Linked DNA regions of Homo sapiens: region 2 is linked to region 1. A link is an interaction called in ENCODE POLR2A ChIA-PET data of the cell type or tissue named here. Cell type or tissue: Panc1. All regions are shown on one strand.

Region 1 (8,000 bases):
CTTTTTTGCTCTGTTGGTTGTTTCCTTTGTTGTGCAGAAGCTTTTTAGTAAATTTTTAGAAATTTGATGTAATTTCATTTGGCTCTTTTTGCTTTTGTTATCCATGCTTTTAACGTTTTATAAAAAAATTATTGCCCAGACCAGTGTCGTGGAGTTTTCCCCCTATGTCTTCTTCTAGTAGTTTAATAGTTTTGGGTCTTGGATTTAAGTCTTTAATCTATTTTGAGTTGAACATGGTGAGATATAAGGGGGTAATTTCATTTTTCTGTTTGTGGATATCCAGTTTTTCTAACACCATTCTATTGAAGCAATTGTCCTTTTTCCACTGTGCTATCTTCGCACTGCTGTTGAAAATCAGGTGGCTATGAAGGTGTAGATTTATTTCTGGGCTCTCTATCCTGTTCCATTGGTTTATGCATCTGTTTTTATGCCAGTACCACGCTGTTTTAGTTACTATTGCTTTGTATTATACTTTGAGGTCAGGAAGTTTGATGCCTCTAGCTTTGTTCTTTTTGCTTATTTCAGCTTTTTGGGTTTCTTTTTTGTGTGTGTTTCCATACAAATTCCAGGAATACTTTTGTTATTTCTGCGAAGAATGTCATTGGTGTTGTGATATGCCTTACTTTTAAAAGTTAAACAGCAAATTCTCATTAAGTTCAATTTTTTTTTCATTTTAAAAATACTTGGTTCTAAGGAGCTGAAATTTCCACTCATTACTCTTGTTGATGGAGCAGCCTGGTCAGGATCAAGTATCACCAGCACCTAGTGAGGCGCTGTCATGGGCTGAACTGTGTCCCCCAAAATGCATATGTTGAAGTCGTACCCCTAGTACCTCAGAATGTGACTATATTTGGAAATAGGGTCTATAAAGAAGTAATTAAGTTAAGATGAGGTCATTAGATGAGTCTTAATCCAATATGTCTGGTGTCTTTATGAGAAGAGGTAATTGGAACACAAACACACACAGAGGGATGACCATGTGATGAGGAGAACACAGGCAGAACACAGACATCCGTGAGCCTAGGAGAGGTCTCAGAGGGAACCAACCTTGCAGATGCCTTGGGCTCAGGCTTCCAGCGTCCAGAACTGTGATAAATAAATGTGTGCGTTTCAGCCTCCCAGTTGTGGTACTTTGCTATGGCAGCTCTAGCAAACAAATATGGGCACCAACCAAACAACCAACTATCATAGTCACATGGAATCAAGGCTCAGGTGAAAGGACCTGACAGGGATCTAGGAGGAAGGGGAAGGGGGAGCAGGTAGGTCTTCACTTGAATCTCTGCACCTCCCTACCACACTGCCCAGTCCAGTGCCTGGGCTTTGGGTTGTAATTCACCATCTCATTTGCTGCCTTTGCTGCCTCTGAGAGTTGAGCTAAGCAAACACTTAACTAGGCAGGATGAGCAGGTGAAGGATGAGGGTCTACATGACCACCCAGTCTGGACTCTTGGGACCTTCCCAGTTGGCAGGTTCAGGAGTTTTCTTCAATATAGCTTTTCCTTCAGTCCACCTTGGTCACATTGAAGCCTGTAAAAAACTAGTCCTGTGGCTGGGCGTGGTGGCTCATGCCTGTAATCCTAGCACTTTGGGAGACTGAGGCAGGCGGATCACGAGGTCAGGAGTTCCAGACCAGACTGCTAACATGATGAAACCCTGTCTCTACTAAAAATACAAAAATTAGCCGGGCGTGGTGGTGCGTGCCTGTAATCCAGCTACTCAGGAGGCTGAGGCAGGAGAATTACTTGAACCCGGGAGGATGATGTGGCAGTGAGCCAAGATTGAGCCACTGCACTCCGGCCTGGGTGACAGAGCGAGACTCCATTTCAAAAACAAAACAAAACAAACAAACAAACAACTAGGCTTGTTGGACCAAGAAATCTAATTATTGGTGTTTTTCCACTTGTGGGAAAAATGTGCCTAATGCATTTGTATGTCAGTCTACTTATTTGTTTATCTATCTATCACTAGTGAAAAGATCACACAAAAATATTAACAGTGGTTATCTCTGGGGTGTGAAATTATGGGTAATTTTTGTCTTTTTGTTATACTTTTCCATTTTTCCCAGCTTTCTCCAATGGGCATGTATTTATTTTTATAATCATAAAAAAGCAATAAAAAAGTCTATAACCAAAATATAGTGTTCGAGAAGCTCAAGTTCTTGATGAATAGTGTACTCTGAAAAAAGGCATATAATATATGGCAAAGACAAGGAGAAATTCCATCAAAATATTCTTCTTCGTTGTTGCTGGATTGTTAACCTCTTTAGGCTCCAGATTAGCTCAGAATGAGAACATTTAGCAATCTCAAGGTCTATGTTGGAGCCAGTTTCACAGTGAAGCAAAGCCCCTACCCCAGGGCACAGCAAAGTCTTTGTGCTGAGAGGAAAACAATGGCACATATGTCCCAGAGAAAGAGGCAGCTCATAATTCTTTTCCCTGGCAGCCTATTAAAGCTTCTCAGACATTGGACTAAATTCTGTCCTTCCTCCAAGAAGAAGTGGACTTCTGTGTCCTTGAATAAAACTCAAAATAAGTTATGGATATAAGCCAGCAGCTCTTCTCATGGATTGCAGAGCCAAGAGTCACTACTTGTCTGTCCTCCACATTCAGGTCAGTTTTCAGAAAAAGGAGATTTCTCACTCCAACGAGAATGCAAAGAATCCAAGGCGGCCATTGTGTCATTATTTAACAAGTTCCTTCATCCATTTATGCCCCAGTTGAATCAGATGCAGATTCTGTGCCCGGCACTGTGCTAAGTGCTTCACGTGTATATTTTATTCACTCCTCACAATGACCCTGTGAGGGTCATCAGATTACATATGAAGAAGTGAGAACCGGCTGGGCGCGGTGGCTCACGCCTGTAATCCCAGCACTTTGGGAGGCCGAGGCAGGCAGATCAGGAGGTCAGGAGATCAAGACCATCCTGGCTAATATGGTGAAACCCTGTCTCTACTAAAAACACAAAAAAACTAGCCGAGCATGGTGGCGGGCGCCTGTAGTCCCAGCTACTCGGGAGGCTGAGGCAGGAGAATGGCGTGAACCCGGGGGTGGAGCCTGCAGTGAGCCGAGACTGTGCCACTGCACTCCATCCTGGGCAACAGAGTGAGAATCCATCTCAAAAAGAAAAAAAAAAAAAAAAGAAATGAGAACCAAGATCTCAACCCACCCTGGCAGTGCTTTCAGAGCTGCACAGCCCTACCACACTATACTGCCCTTGCTGTGCAGACACAGATATGAAATGCCCTGGCTGTGCCCTGGGGGGCATGAACTAGAGTGAGTAGAGTCAGATGTCCTCAAGTAAGGGTCAAGTAAACAAGTAAGGGTCATAAAAGGGCCAGGTGCAGAGAGCGAGGTATGTACAGGGCATGGAGGAGGGAGTGGTCCAGTCACCCAGGGTGGGGCAGTGGTTTGGGAAATGTTTCCCAGAGCAGGTGGCCTTTGTACTGGGTATAATGAGGCTGACAAGGGTGACTGATTCTTTGTGAGGGGAACAGATGCTAGTGGTGAGGTTATTACAGGCCAAAGGAGCAACCTCAGCAGCAGGTTGGGAAGCACAAAGATTGACCCCCACTCTCAGCATTGGACATATATCATCTAGGCAGAAAGTCAACAAAGAGACATTAGATTTAAACTGCACTATAGACAAAGGGACCTAACAATTTGCAGAACATTCTATCCAACAACTACAGAATATACATTCTTCTCATCAGCACGTGGTACATTCTCCAGGATAGACCACATGTTAGGCTTCAAAATAAGCCTCAACAAATTTCCCAAAATCATATCAATTATCTTCTTAGAGCACAATGGAATAAAATTAGAAATCAATACAAGGAGGGAACATTGGAAACTACACAAATACATGGAAATTAGACAACATGTTCCTGAATGACCATTGGGTCAATAAGAAATTAAGATGGAAATAAAAACAGTTCCGTGAAAGAAATGAAAATGGAAACACAACATACCAAAACCTGTGAGAAAAGTAAAAGCAGTGCTAAGAGGGAAATTTATAGCAATAAATTGTTCCATCAAAAAGTAGAAACATTAAAATTAACAATCTAACAATGCAAGGTGAAGGGGCAAGTGAGCAAGAAGTGAGATAAGAAGTAGAGGTTGAGCAGCCAAAACAAAAGTGAGATTAGCTGGGCGTGGTGGTGGGTGCCTGTAATCCCAGCTACTCTGGAGGCTGAGGCAGGGGAATTGCTTGAACCAGGGAGGTGGAAGTTGCAGTGAGCCAAGATCGTGCCACTGCACTCCAGCCTGGGGGACAGAGCAAGACTCTGTCTCAAAAAAAAAAAAACAAAAAAAAAGATAATACACCATGATTAAGTGAGATTTATGCCAGGGATGGAAAGATGGTTCAACATATACAAATCAATAAATGGGATACATCACATCAACAGAATGAAGGACAAAACCATATGATCATCTCAATAAATGCAGAAACAGTATTTGATAAAATTTCTGATAAAAATTTTTGATAAAAATTGATACAATTTACATAAAAACTCTCAACAAACTAGCTATAAAAGGAACATACTTAAAATAACAAAGACCATATATGACAAGCCTATATGAATGAAACATGTCATTTGCAGCAACATGGATGGAACTGGAGGCCATTATCTTAAGTGAAATAAGTCAGGCACAAAAAGGCAAATATCACACATTCTCACTTATATGTGGGAGCTAAAAAATTTGATCATATGGAGGTAGAGAGTGGAAAGATAGAGAACAGAGATGGAGGTAGAGAGTGGAAAGATAAAGAACAGAGACTGGGAAGTGTGAGTCTGGGGAAAGGGGGAGGATGAAGATGAGGCAGGACAGTTAGTCAAGGAAGTTACTATGCCCTTGGGATTTGGCAACCTTGGTGACCTCATAGTCACCACAATAAGCCCCAGCATTCGCACTGCAGTCAAGCTCATTCAGCAAAGCTGTCTCCAGTAGGGAATTTCCCCTGTAGAGAGCATGCACATTTTGATTTTACCTGTCCTCAGACTGACCCTTTGCTCAATATAATAATAAAAAACACCCCTGGTTGGAGATTTAGGGTGCTAATGACACATGCAATGTATGAACAAGCATGTACAGGTACTGCACATGTGCACCCATCCCAGAACATGCTTCCTAGCAACACAGTTTCCCACCCCCTCATGAATAATCAGGTAAGCCTTCGATAAAGGGAGTCTCCCTCAAGTGGGTCTTTGCTATCTCATCCTCATAGGCAGCCCACCCTGAATCCCTCTTGGGGCATCCTGTCTATTCTGCACCTAACTTTCAGGGTATTCTTCCTCCTTTGCAATAAATTGCTCTACACTGCATCTCCTTTGCTGTGTGTCTCCTGTTTAAATTCCTTTAAACTAGGAACACAAGAACTGAGGTTTCACAGCAGCCATCAACAAAGAGAAGTGGGTTAAAGCATATAAATATACAGTTAGATAGAAGGAATAAATTCAATGTTTGATAGCAGAGGAGGGTGACCATACTTAACAAAATGTATTGTACTTGGGTGATGGACACCTGGAATACCCTGGCTTGATCACTATACATTACACATAAGTAACAAGTTTTCTCATGTACCCCATAGATTTGTACAAAAACAAAAAAGCACAAAAACTGGAAGCAGTCTGGAGTCTGTCAACAGGAGAATGGATGAATAAGGGAACTATCTGATTGTGGCCTATTTGATGGAATATTACTCTGCAATCAAAAGGAACAGACTGAGACTGATACACGCAGCATGGATGAGTCTTCAGGACATTGTGTCAAGTAAGAGAAGTCAGATTCAAAAGATGAAGTCCTTTCCTGAGCACTTACTACATGCCAGACACCATACCAGGTATTTGCAAGATAACGCCATCTATAGGAAGTTCTGAAGAGGCAAAAAGAACAGTGGCTGGCTCTAGGGGGTGAGGGTGAGACTGGGACAGACTGGGAAGGGGCATGAGAATGTTCTGGGGGTGATGGTAAGGCTATCTTGCTGGGAGTTTGAGTCACACAAATGTATGCATTTGTAAAAACTCATTAGATGTGCATGTGGTAGGCTGAATAATTGCTCTCCAAGAGGGTCACATCCTGATTCCTGGAAGCTGTGAATATGTTGTTTCACATGGCAAAAAGGACTCTGCAGATGCGATTAAACTAAGAATCTTGAGATGGGAGATTATCCTGCGTTATCCATGTGGAACTGATGTAATCACAGTCTTTATAAGAAGAAGGCAGGGGATCAGAGTGAGTAGGAGAGGTAACTATGAAAGCAAGAGGTTGGTGATGTGAGGAAGGGGTCATGAGCCAAGGAATGCTTTCGAAGGTGAAAAAGGCAAGGAAACAGATTGTCCCTTCAGAGATACCAGAAGAAGCCAGCCCTGATTACACCTTGACTTTGGCCCAGCCAGACTGATTTTGGACTTCCAAGAGAATAAATGTATGTCATTTAAAGACACTAAGTATGTGGTGATTTGTTACCATAGCAAGGATACTAATACACTGCCTCTAATATTTGTGCATTTCGTTGTATGTTAATTTTACATACAATGGGAAAAAATTTCATTGTATGTTAATTTTACATACGAAAGAAAAAAAGAACTGGAAACAAATTTGGAACTCTAGTTAATAATATGCATGCTGAAGCATTTAGGGGTAAGTATGCAGATATCTACTACTTACTTTGAAATGCACAAAAATGGGATGGATAAATGAATTGATACATGATAAAGCAAATACAGGAAAATATTAATTTTAGTGTCTAGATAGAGAAGTATTCACTTGTAAATTTTTAAAATTTTATTTTTGAAAATTTTCATAGTAAAATGTTGAAGGGAAAAAGGCAGAGGCTTGATCCTCGATGGTGTTTAGGAATTGTGAGTAGTTCTGCAAAGTTAGGTTGTCTGTACTGGGGTAAGAGTAGTTGGCTCAGCCAGTCAGAATGCTGGAGGAGTAGGGAAGGAGATGTGGAGGGAATATAGACTTTATCCTGAAGGCAACGAGGAGCCAGTGCAATGCTTTAAACAGGGAGGTACAGAACAGGATTTGCGTTTTCAACTCTCACTGCACAAGTCATACCTCCGACTGAATTCTTTGAACAGCTGCTTACTTGATTTGAATGCAGGTCATTCGAAGAGAAGTTAGGGCTTTAGTCCTTTACAATTCAGCTTTAGTCAAAGGGGTTCCTCTCTCTGTGTTTGCCTCATCATTGGTAGTAGGGGACAAACCTGGAGGTTCTCTCATCAACAGGTACAGATTTGAAAGCTGAAAGTTTGTAGGAAAAGGGCAGTTAATTCTGGTCTCATCTTTAAGGCTTACCTGTTCTTGGGGGTAAACTACATGAAGGACAAAAATATAAAATCTTTTTATAGAACAAGTAACTGAGGTGAACCGGGAGTCAGAAAGTCTGGATTCAAATCTCAGTTATGACATTTTCTAGCTGTGTGGCCTTGGACAAATTCTGAACTTCTCTGAGCCTTAGTTTCCTAGTTCAAAAATGGGGAAAACACTAGTCAGGGCCTCATAGGGTTGCTGTGAGGATTCTAATAAATGAAGTCAAAGTATTCACCATGAAGTACCTCGTATATTGCCTGCCATGTAGTCAGTACTCAAGAAATGTTCAGCATTTTCATTATTGTTCAATGACCTACTTCTCAACCGAAAGCACGGAAGCAGAAGCTTAGCATACTCCTTGCTTATACCATTCCTCCCCTATCATGAAAATGATGATCAACTGCATGCCTTTAGTCTAGACAATTCTGAGCTTCAGACCCATATCCCCATTTTCCTCATGGGCATTTTTCCTTGCCTAGACCACAGGTACCTCAAACTCAACAAATTCCAGGAAGAACATATTGCCCCTCCCTTATCATGGGAATGCCACCATAAACCCACGAATGCTCCAGCCAGGCATGTGAGAGTCCTGCCAGACTCGTATTTCTTCCCCTCCCAGTCACACCCAATGCCCCAGCAAGTTCTATTTCCTGAGAATTCCTTCACCTATCTCCTGCATTC
Region 2 (8,000 bases), 470 kb after region 1:
GAGGAAGCAGAAAGCACATCCCTCACTGACCCTGAGGAGGGGCAAATCTCTGGTAGCAGTCACAGGTACGTGCTGTACACACTTCCCATCCTTTGAGCCTTCCCAGCTGGAGAGCACCAAGAGAACGCAGTTGGGGAGGCCCCGAAAGATGAAGGGTTGTTGAGCTTGAAGGCAGTGAAAAAGTAAATGGAAGAAAGCTCTCTGCCCTCCACTGCCTAAATGCAGGATATAGATTTAGAAGGATAAAAGGGGTCTGCTCCCTCTCTCGACCAGGGAAAAGTTAACCACTGAAGACAACTTTAGACTCTTATGGGCCTGGAGCTGGAACCAGAGGAATGGACATGAAGGCGCTTTACTAACTCTATTTATCTGCCAGTTACTTACCTTTCTACAAGTTCTCCCCTTAGACACTCAAAGTTCTTTTCCTTTGTCCTGTCGCTTCCCTAAAACTTGGCTTTTCTTTGTTGAAGATGCTATACAAGCTGGAATTCAAAGCTACCACTTTGAGAACTACTCAATTCCTGCGTGTCTCCCAGGCAGATGTGAAATACACATGTTAATAAACTTCCACTGGTTTTTCTCTTGTTAATCTGTCTTTTGTAACAGGAGTCCGTTCCAACCACAAATCTAGGGGGGCTGAGGAAAAACCCCTACAGTGGCACACACTGAAGAAGGCCCCCTCACTTTCCAAGGTTTCCCATCTCAGGTGGAAGGAGGCCTGCTAAGTCATGTGAAAATTATTCAGGAAAAGATCAAAGTGCTTCTACTTCTGCAGTTCTAAAAATATCTTTAAGTGCATGAAAACATGTATAATGCACGACAGGGACGCACGCTGTAAGAGTAGCCCTGGGCTGAGATCAAATGTCAGTCCCCAAATTCCACCACACAAGATGCTTTCCTGCCGCATATCTAGTTCCCAGAGTCTCTTGCTAAAAGAAAAAAGAATCCAGCTGGTAAAATGAGTATCAGGTAGATGGCTCAGATTTCCTGCAGAGGAAACTGGTACATGCGTGTGCCCCATAACGGTGAGGCCTGCTTCCCACCCTTATCCCCCACCCCTGCACCATAGTCTCCCTCACCAGGACTCTGCAGCAGTGGCCAGCCACTCCTCCTGCCTCCGCTCTGGCCCCATAAAGTCCTGTCTCCACTTAACCAGCTTGGCCCTTTAAACATGAATCAGATCAAGCAGCTCCCTTGCTAGGGAACTCCGACGCCTCCTGCTAACATTTGGACTGACATCCAACCCGCGGCCATGGCCTGCAGGGTTCCTGCAGACCTCCATGCGCCTGCCAGACACTGCCCCAGCAGCCGCCACTCATTTCCACCTTAGGGCCTTTGGAGTTGCCTAGACGATCCTCCTCCAGGTCCGCATGGACTTCCGTTCTTCACTGTATTCAGATTTTGGCTGAAGTCTCCTCGCCTCAAAACACGCTTCCCAACAAACCCCTCTAAAATAGCTTCACACCTAGATGAGATTCCTAGGACTGCTCTAACAAATGACCACCAGCTCGGCCTGAAATAACTGGCATTTATTATCTTACACGGCTGGAAGTCAGAAGCCCAGAATGTTTCACTGGGCCAAAGTCAAGGTGTCGGCAGGGCCCCACTCCCTCCAAAGTCTCTAGGGGAGAATCCTTCCTTGCCTTTTCTGGCTGGAAGAGCTGCTTCCCAGGCATTCTTGGGCTCGAGGCCCCTCCCTCTGTCTCCCAAGCCCTCAGCGCAGCATCTTGCTACACTTGTCACTTTGCCGGCCTGTGCTGCAGCTGAATCTCCCCCTGTACCCCCGCCAACACAAAGACACATGTAATTACCCAGATAGCCAGGAGAATTGTAAAAGCAAATACAAATCAAAAAGAATAAAAATAAGTTTTCTTTCTCCCTGGTGAAAAAAGGCAGAGATGCTCCTCACCAACACCCCCTTTTCTCAGCACATTTGCATTAGAAAGCTTGTGATTGTGAATTTTCCTCTGCCCATGTGAGATATATGCAAATCTTTTATTTTATTTTATTTTATTTTATATTTTTATTATTTTTTAGAGGCAGAGTCTTACTCTGTCACCCATACGGGAGTACAGTGATGCTCACTGCAGCCTCAAACTCCTGGGTTCAAGTGGTTCTTCTGCTTCAGCCTCCCGAGTGGCTGGGACTACAAGCATGCACCACCACACCTGCCTAATTTTTTAAAAAATTTTTGTAGACACAAGGTCTCGTTATGTTGCCTAGGATGGTCTCAAACTCCTGGCTTCAAGTGATCCTCCTGCCTTGACCTCCCAAAGTGCTGGGATTATAGGCGTGAGCCACCACACTGGGCAGAGATTACATAAATATTTTTAAAAGCGAAGAAAAAACCATTTGGCAGCTTTACAACTCAGAACTGTTTTTCTCCAAGGACCTGAGAGCTAGCTCTTTGAAATGCAAACATCAATAATCCCAGTACTTTGAGAGGCTGAGATGGGAGGATTGCTTAAAGCCAGGAGGTCAAGACCAGCCTGGGCAACACAGTGAGACTTCGTCTCTACAAAAAATAAAAATAAAAAAAGTAACTAGGCATGGTGGTGCACCCCTATAATCCCAGCTACTCAGGAGACTTAGGTGGGAGGATCGCTTAAGCCCAGGAGTTTGAGGTTACAGAGAGCCATAACTATGTCACTACACTCTAGCCTAAGCAACAGAATATGACCCTGTCTCTGAAATGTATACATACACATATATGTGTATGTGTGTGTGTATGTATATGAAATGTAAACATCAAGGAAGACAGTGTCCCTATCTCCCAGTCTCCATGGGAGGGAGAGGGTTAGTCTCCTAACTTTGGCTCTAAATTGTAATCTTATACTCTATCATAAGATATGAGTTTATTTTTCCTTTGGATAAAGGCAATTAGCAAACACAAGTGGTTATCCCAATTACCAAGTGAATTTAGAATGAACTAAGTGTGACAAATGGCATTGTCCAGTCTGCTCACTGAGGATGAGTCACTTATTTTTGTGTGTGTGTGGTGTTTGTGTGTGTGGTGGGCTGTGTGTGTGTGTGGTGTTTGTGTGTAGTGGGTTGTGTGTGTGGTGGGTTGTGTGTGTGTGGAGTGTGTGTGGTGGGTTGTGTGTGTGTTTGTGTGTGTGTGGTGGGTTGTGAGTGTGGTGTTTGTGTGTGTGATGGATTGTGTGTGGTGTTTGTGTGTGTGGTGGATTGTGTGTGGTGTGTGTGTGTGATGGGTTTGTGTGTGGTGGGTTGTGTGTGTGTGGTGGATTCTGTGTGTTTGTGGTGGGTTTGTGTGTGGTGGGTTGTGTGTGTGATGGGTTGTGTGTGGTGGATTGTGTGTGTGGTGGATTTTGTGTGTGTGTGGTGGGTTGTGTGTGTGGTGGGTTGTGTGTGTGTGGTGTGTGTGTATGGTGGATTGTGTGTGTGGTGGGTTGTGTGTGTGTGATGGATTGCGTGTGTATGGTGGATTGTGTGTGTGTGGTGGATTGTGTGGTGGGTTGTGTGTGTGTGGTGGATTTTGTGTGTGTGTGGTGGGTTGTGTGTGTGTGGTGGATTGTGTGTGTGTGGTGGGTTGTGTGTGTGTGGTGGATTTTGTGTGTGTGTGGTGTGTGTGTATGGTGGGTTGTGTGCGTGGTGGACTGTGTGTGTGTAGTGGATTCTGTGTGTGTGGTGGGTTTGTATGTGGTGGGGTGTGTGTGTGTGGTATGTGTGTATGGTAGATTGTGTGTGTGGTGTGTGTGTGGTGGGTTGTGTGTGTATGGTGGATTGTGTGTGTGTTTGGCGGATTGTGTGTGTGTGGTGGGGTGGATTTTGTGTGTGTGGTGGGTTGTGTGTGTGGTGGATTTTGTGTGTGTGTGGTGTGTGTGTATGGTGGGTTGTGTGCGTGGTGGACTGTGTGTGTGTAGTGGATTTTGTGTGTGTATAGTGGATTCTGTGTGTGTGGTGGGTTTGTGTGTGGTGGGGTGTGTGTGTGTGGTATGTGTGTATGGTGGATTTGTGTGTGTGGTATGTGTGGTGGGTTGTGTGTGTGGTGGGTTTGTGTGTGGTGGGGTGTGTGTGTGGTATGTGTGTATGGTGGATTGTGTGTGTGGTGGGTTGCGTGTGTGTGTGTGGTGGGTGGCTGTATAAAAGAGTGAAGTTTCTTTTTGTCTTTGCCGTCTCTTAGTGGGTTTCCTGTAATGTGCATCTCACTCTGGTTTAATGGTTATTCAAGAATAAAGCCTTTATATCTCTTCTATTCTTGTGGAGAGGTTTTCTGGGTCAACAGGACATTTTGTTTTTAATTGTATTTCCCCACCGTAATATCCACACCTCAAAATTCTTAGCTTAATCACATGTGCAAAGTGCCTTTTGCCATGCAGGGTCATAATTCACAGGTTCCAGAGATTAGGACCTGGATATCTTTGGGGCTCTTTGGGGCCCTTTTTTGAGCCTACGAAGCCCCTTCGCCTACCCCATCACCTTCTAGCCCCTACTCAGCTATATTGTTCATAGCATTCTCACCTACCTGAAATTACTGATTCATTTATTCACTTGGACAGTTTTTGTCTAGTTCCCACCACAATAGAAGCCACACGAAGGCAGGGATTTGGCCTGTATTTTCACCACAATATAGCCAGTCTCTAGAAAGGTGTCTGTCCCATGGTGTATTTTCACCACAATATAGCCAGTCTCTAGAAAGGTGTCTGTCCCATGGTACACATTCAGTAAGTGTTTATGGTTAAAATGAATGAGCAAATCTAAGCGCAATCCCATGGTTAAGCTAATTTGATTAGACCACACTGAATTGCCAATGCATTATACAGCAGGGTGAACCAATTTTTTTTTTTTTTTTTTTTAAGAGACAGCGTCTCACAATGTTACCTGGGCTGGACTTGAACTCCTGGACTCAAGCATTCCTCCAGCCTCAGCCTCCTGAGTAGCTGGGACTACAGGCAAGAGTCCCCCGTACCCGGTATGTATGTGAACCAATTGTTAGCAGTAAATTTCAAACTGTTTTCCCTTGGCTGCTGCTTGGCAAGCAGGTGATGAGAGTCTGGTAGAACCTGCAGTGAGAGGAAATACCACCTTTTCTTAGAGAACGATTTAAATCGGCATATAAGTGAGGCAAAGAACAAAAACTTGGAAGAAAGGTTGTTTATAATTCTCTTCCTTGAAGGATTGCTTATAGCTAGCAGGGCCTTAAATATACGCTTTTTTCAGGAACAGTATTCCAGTTAGGATAACTGGAACGGAGAAACCTTTAGGGCGCCTCTTACGCCAAGGAGGACACGATGTGGTGAGTCACCTGCTGGTGGGAGGAAGGCGCTCCGCTCCTTGCTGACCACTCTTACCACTGTGCCTCTTGGTGATTTGGTCTTGGGGACTGCACACTGCCAGCAACAATCTGCAACAAATCGTCTTGGTGCCTCAGTCAAGACAGGACATGCTCCACTTTAATTAGAAATTTGCTGTGTTACTGTTTTAAGGTCAAATGTCATTTATGATTACAATACTGTGTCTCTTTCTACTCCAAACTGGTATCAGGTTTTATCTTCAACTTCAGTCAGAAGATGAATTTAGAGCCCAGGTGTACCTGTTCTTGGGTTTAACATCTGCTAACATCCAAGCTTCATTTGGAAATGCAAGGAGATTCTGAACAGACTCTGCTAAGTCTGTGATGCGGCAGAAGCAGGCGTGTTGTCAAGTGGTAGTTTCCTGTCGGTGGCATGTGGGGGGGCGGTTTATGAGCCATCTGTGCACATTTGCCAAATCACTGAAATACCACCGCTAACCTCGGCTCACTCCTGCCCAGACCCCTTTCACATGAAACCACTCGGTGACTTGGAGGAATCAGAGTGTAGACCTGGCTTCAACTCTTTACCCTCTCATCTGCTTCCAAGACCGAATCCGGGTCATGGTTCAACTTGATGTCTTCAGAGTTGGCCAGGAAAGTCCCAGATGCCTCCTAACTGGGTTGCCTTCACTTTCTTAAAACAGGAGAAGAGAATATCCTCTTAACGGGATTTAAGAAGGTTTATCTTTGGAAATTATTAGCAATTAAAACAATGTCACATGTTTACTACATAATGTTCTATTAAATTACTACATTCTATAAATAATATACTAAATTAAATTTTAATATACTAAATCTTAGTATATTATTAAATATACTATATTATGTGTAATATGATAATATACAATATATTATTGATATATTCAAAATACATTGAAATTAATATTAAAAAGAACACTTGAAAAACATTTAATTTCACAGCATCTAAACTACCCTAAGTGCCTTCCACTGGCTAAGATTCCACTCATTTTCTATGACCTGAGCTGGTTTACGGTTCTAACAAATAGGCACATGGCATATAAAACCAGTGCAACAAATTGGCATGATTTCTGGTTAGAATGAAATTAGAAGTTCTTTTTACTTTTTAATATTTTTTAAAGGCAGTCAAATTTAGCAGTGGAAGATTGTATACCAACTTTAGTGACACTAATGCGAATCAATCCTGATAACTCAGTACCAGCCAAGAAGTTCTGAGGATGAAACCACAAATCAACACGGGATGATGGAAGTAGGTAAGAAAAATAATTCCACAGCATTGTTACTTGAAAAACTATAGAACCCCCTAAGTTTAAAGAGCAACGGACATGGGTTGTGCTCGGCATCTCCATCTAGTGGTAGTTTTTTTGTTGGTTGTTTTGTTTTTGTTGTTTTTTTTTTTGAGACAGGGTCTCACTTGCCTTGCCCTGGGGTACAGTGGTGCAATCATAGGCTGGGTTGCAGTGGTGCACTCATAGCTCACTGTAGCCTCCAACTCATGGGCTGGGATCCTCCTGCCTCAGCCTCCCAAGTAGCATGCACCACTATGCCCAGCTAAGCTTTTTTTTTTTCAGAGATGGAGGTCTTAACTATGTTGCTGAGACTGGTCTCGAACTCCTGGTTTCAAGTAATACTCCCGCCTTGGCCTCCCAAAGTGCTGGGATTATAGGTGTGAGCCACAAGCCCTGTTTATAGCAGTGTTCATCCATTCATCAGGGCAGAGTCCTTATGACCTAAACACCTCCCATTAGGCCCTAACTCCCAACGCAGTTGCATTGGAAATTAAATTTCCAACACATGAACTTTAGAGGACACAGACCATAGCTGGGTTTGAACATATGAATTTGGGAAGGATATAGTTATGGGCTAAATTATGTCCTCTCCCCAAAAATTGTGTGTGTGCATGTATATATATACATAAATGTAGTAATTTGTCTTTCTAAGTAACTCATAGATTCTAGTTAAACATGGTGGATTAGATACATATGTTTATCCCCACCCACTCCTGTCGCATTTGCCATGGTGGACTCAGCTTGTGCACTAGGCCTCAACAGACCACATCAAAATGGAGTCATTCATGATAAATGTGACATAATCAAACTGAAACTTCAAGGAAGCAGATAGTTCCTAAGACAGACCAGGTTTTGTTTTTCTATTGTAAACAGGAGATTCCAGCACAAGGAGGTCCCCTATACTCTCACCTTTACCCACCTTAGAAAACCCACTGTTCTACTATTTCCCAGTAGGATTTGGGACCAAATAAGTACATTTATGATGATGACAGGGTGACATTGATGCCTAAAGTTTTGAGACGTTGACTAAAGAGGGAAAATCATTAAGTTTAGCCCAAAGCTGCCTCCTTATGTGTTTTAAGTTCGGCCTAAAGGTTTCTCCTCCCTAGTGAACAGTGAGCTAACTGGATGTGTAAACAAACGATAACCTACTCTTGTGCCAAACACCAAGTTTCAGCCAATCAAAGGCAACCAACTGTTCAAACCAGGTTCACATGAGGCAAACTCGAAGCTGCAACCAATCTGGCTGCTTCTGTGCCTCACTTCTGTTTTCTTTCTGTCACTTTCCTTTTTCTGTCCATAAATCTTCTTTGGCCACATGGCAGCTCCAGTCTCTCTGAACCTATTCTTCTGGTTCAGGGGCCACTGGATTCACAAATTGTTCTTTGCTCAGTTAGCTCTGTTAAATTTAATTTATC

What was found. ChIA-PET counts read pairs that join two places held together with the same protein. Peaks named below come from ENCODE experiments on the same cell type or tissue, not always from the same donor. Only the 100,000 strongest peaks of a DNase experiment are listed, where the experiment ranks them.
Region 2: POLR2A ChIA-PET joins it to region 1 with 6 read pairs; 2 of 35 experiments call an interaction of 5 or more read pairs at or near these places.

Annotation. Positions count from the first base shown.
Region 1 is chr7:150,826,498-150,834,497 of GRCh38, reverse strand. It overlaps LOC105375567 (a long non-coding RNA gene), which reads left to right. Exons shown (of 5, transcript XR_928171.3): 3 at 5,590-5,841. LOC124901775 (a long non-coding RNA gene) reads right to left here. Exons shown (of 3, transcript XR_007060591.1): 2 at 7,065-7,250; 3 at 1,397-1,527. Among named protein-coding and RNA genes, the nearest start is that of AOC1, 22 kb to the left of the region's middle. In Panc1, CTCF peaks have their summits at 5,723 and 5,925; no DNase peak of the experiment used is centred here; H3K27me3 peaks cover 293 bases.
Region 2 is chr7:150,355,247-150,363,246 of GRCh38, reverse strand. It overlaps REPIN1-AS1 (REPIN1 antisense RNA 1), which reads left to right. Exons shown (of 4, transcript NR_183429.1): 4 at 1-589. It overlaps LOC107986858 (a long non-coding RNA gene), which reads right to left. Exons shown (of 3, transcript XR_001745420.3): 3 at 5,101-5,948. Among named protein-coding and RNA genes, the nearest start is that of REPIN1, 9.6 kb to the left of the region's middle. In Panc1, CTCF peaks have their summits at 6,454 and 6,657 (motif pointing left); no DNase peak of the experiment used is centred here; H3K4me3 peaks cover 525 bases; H3K27ac peaks cover 3,613 bases.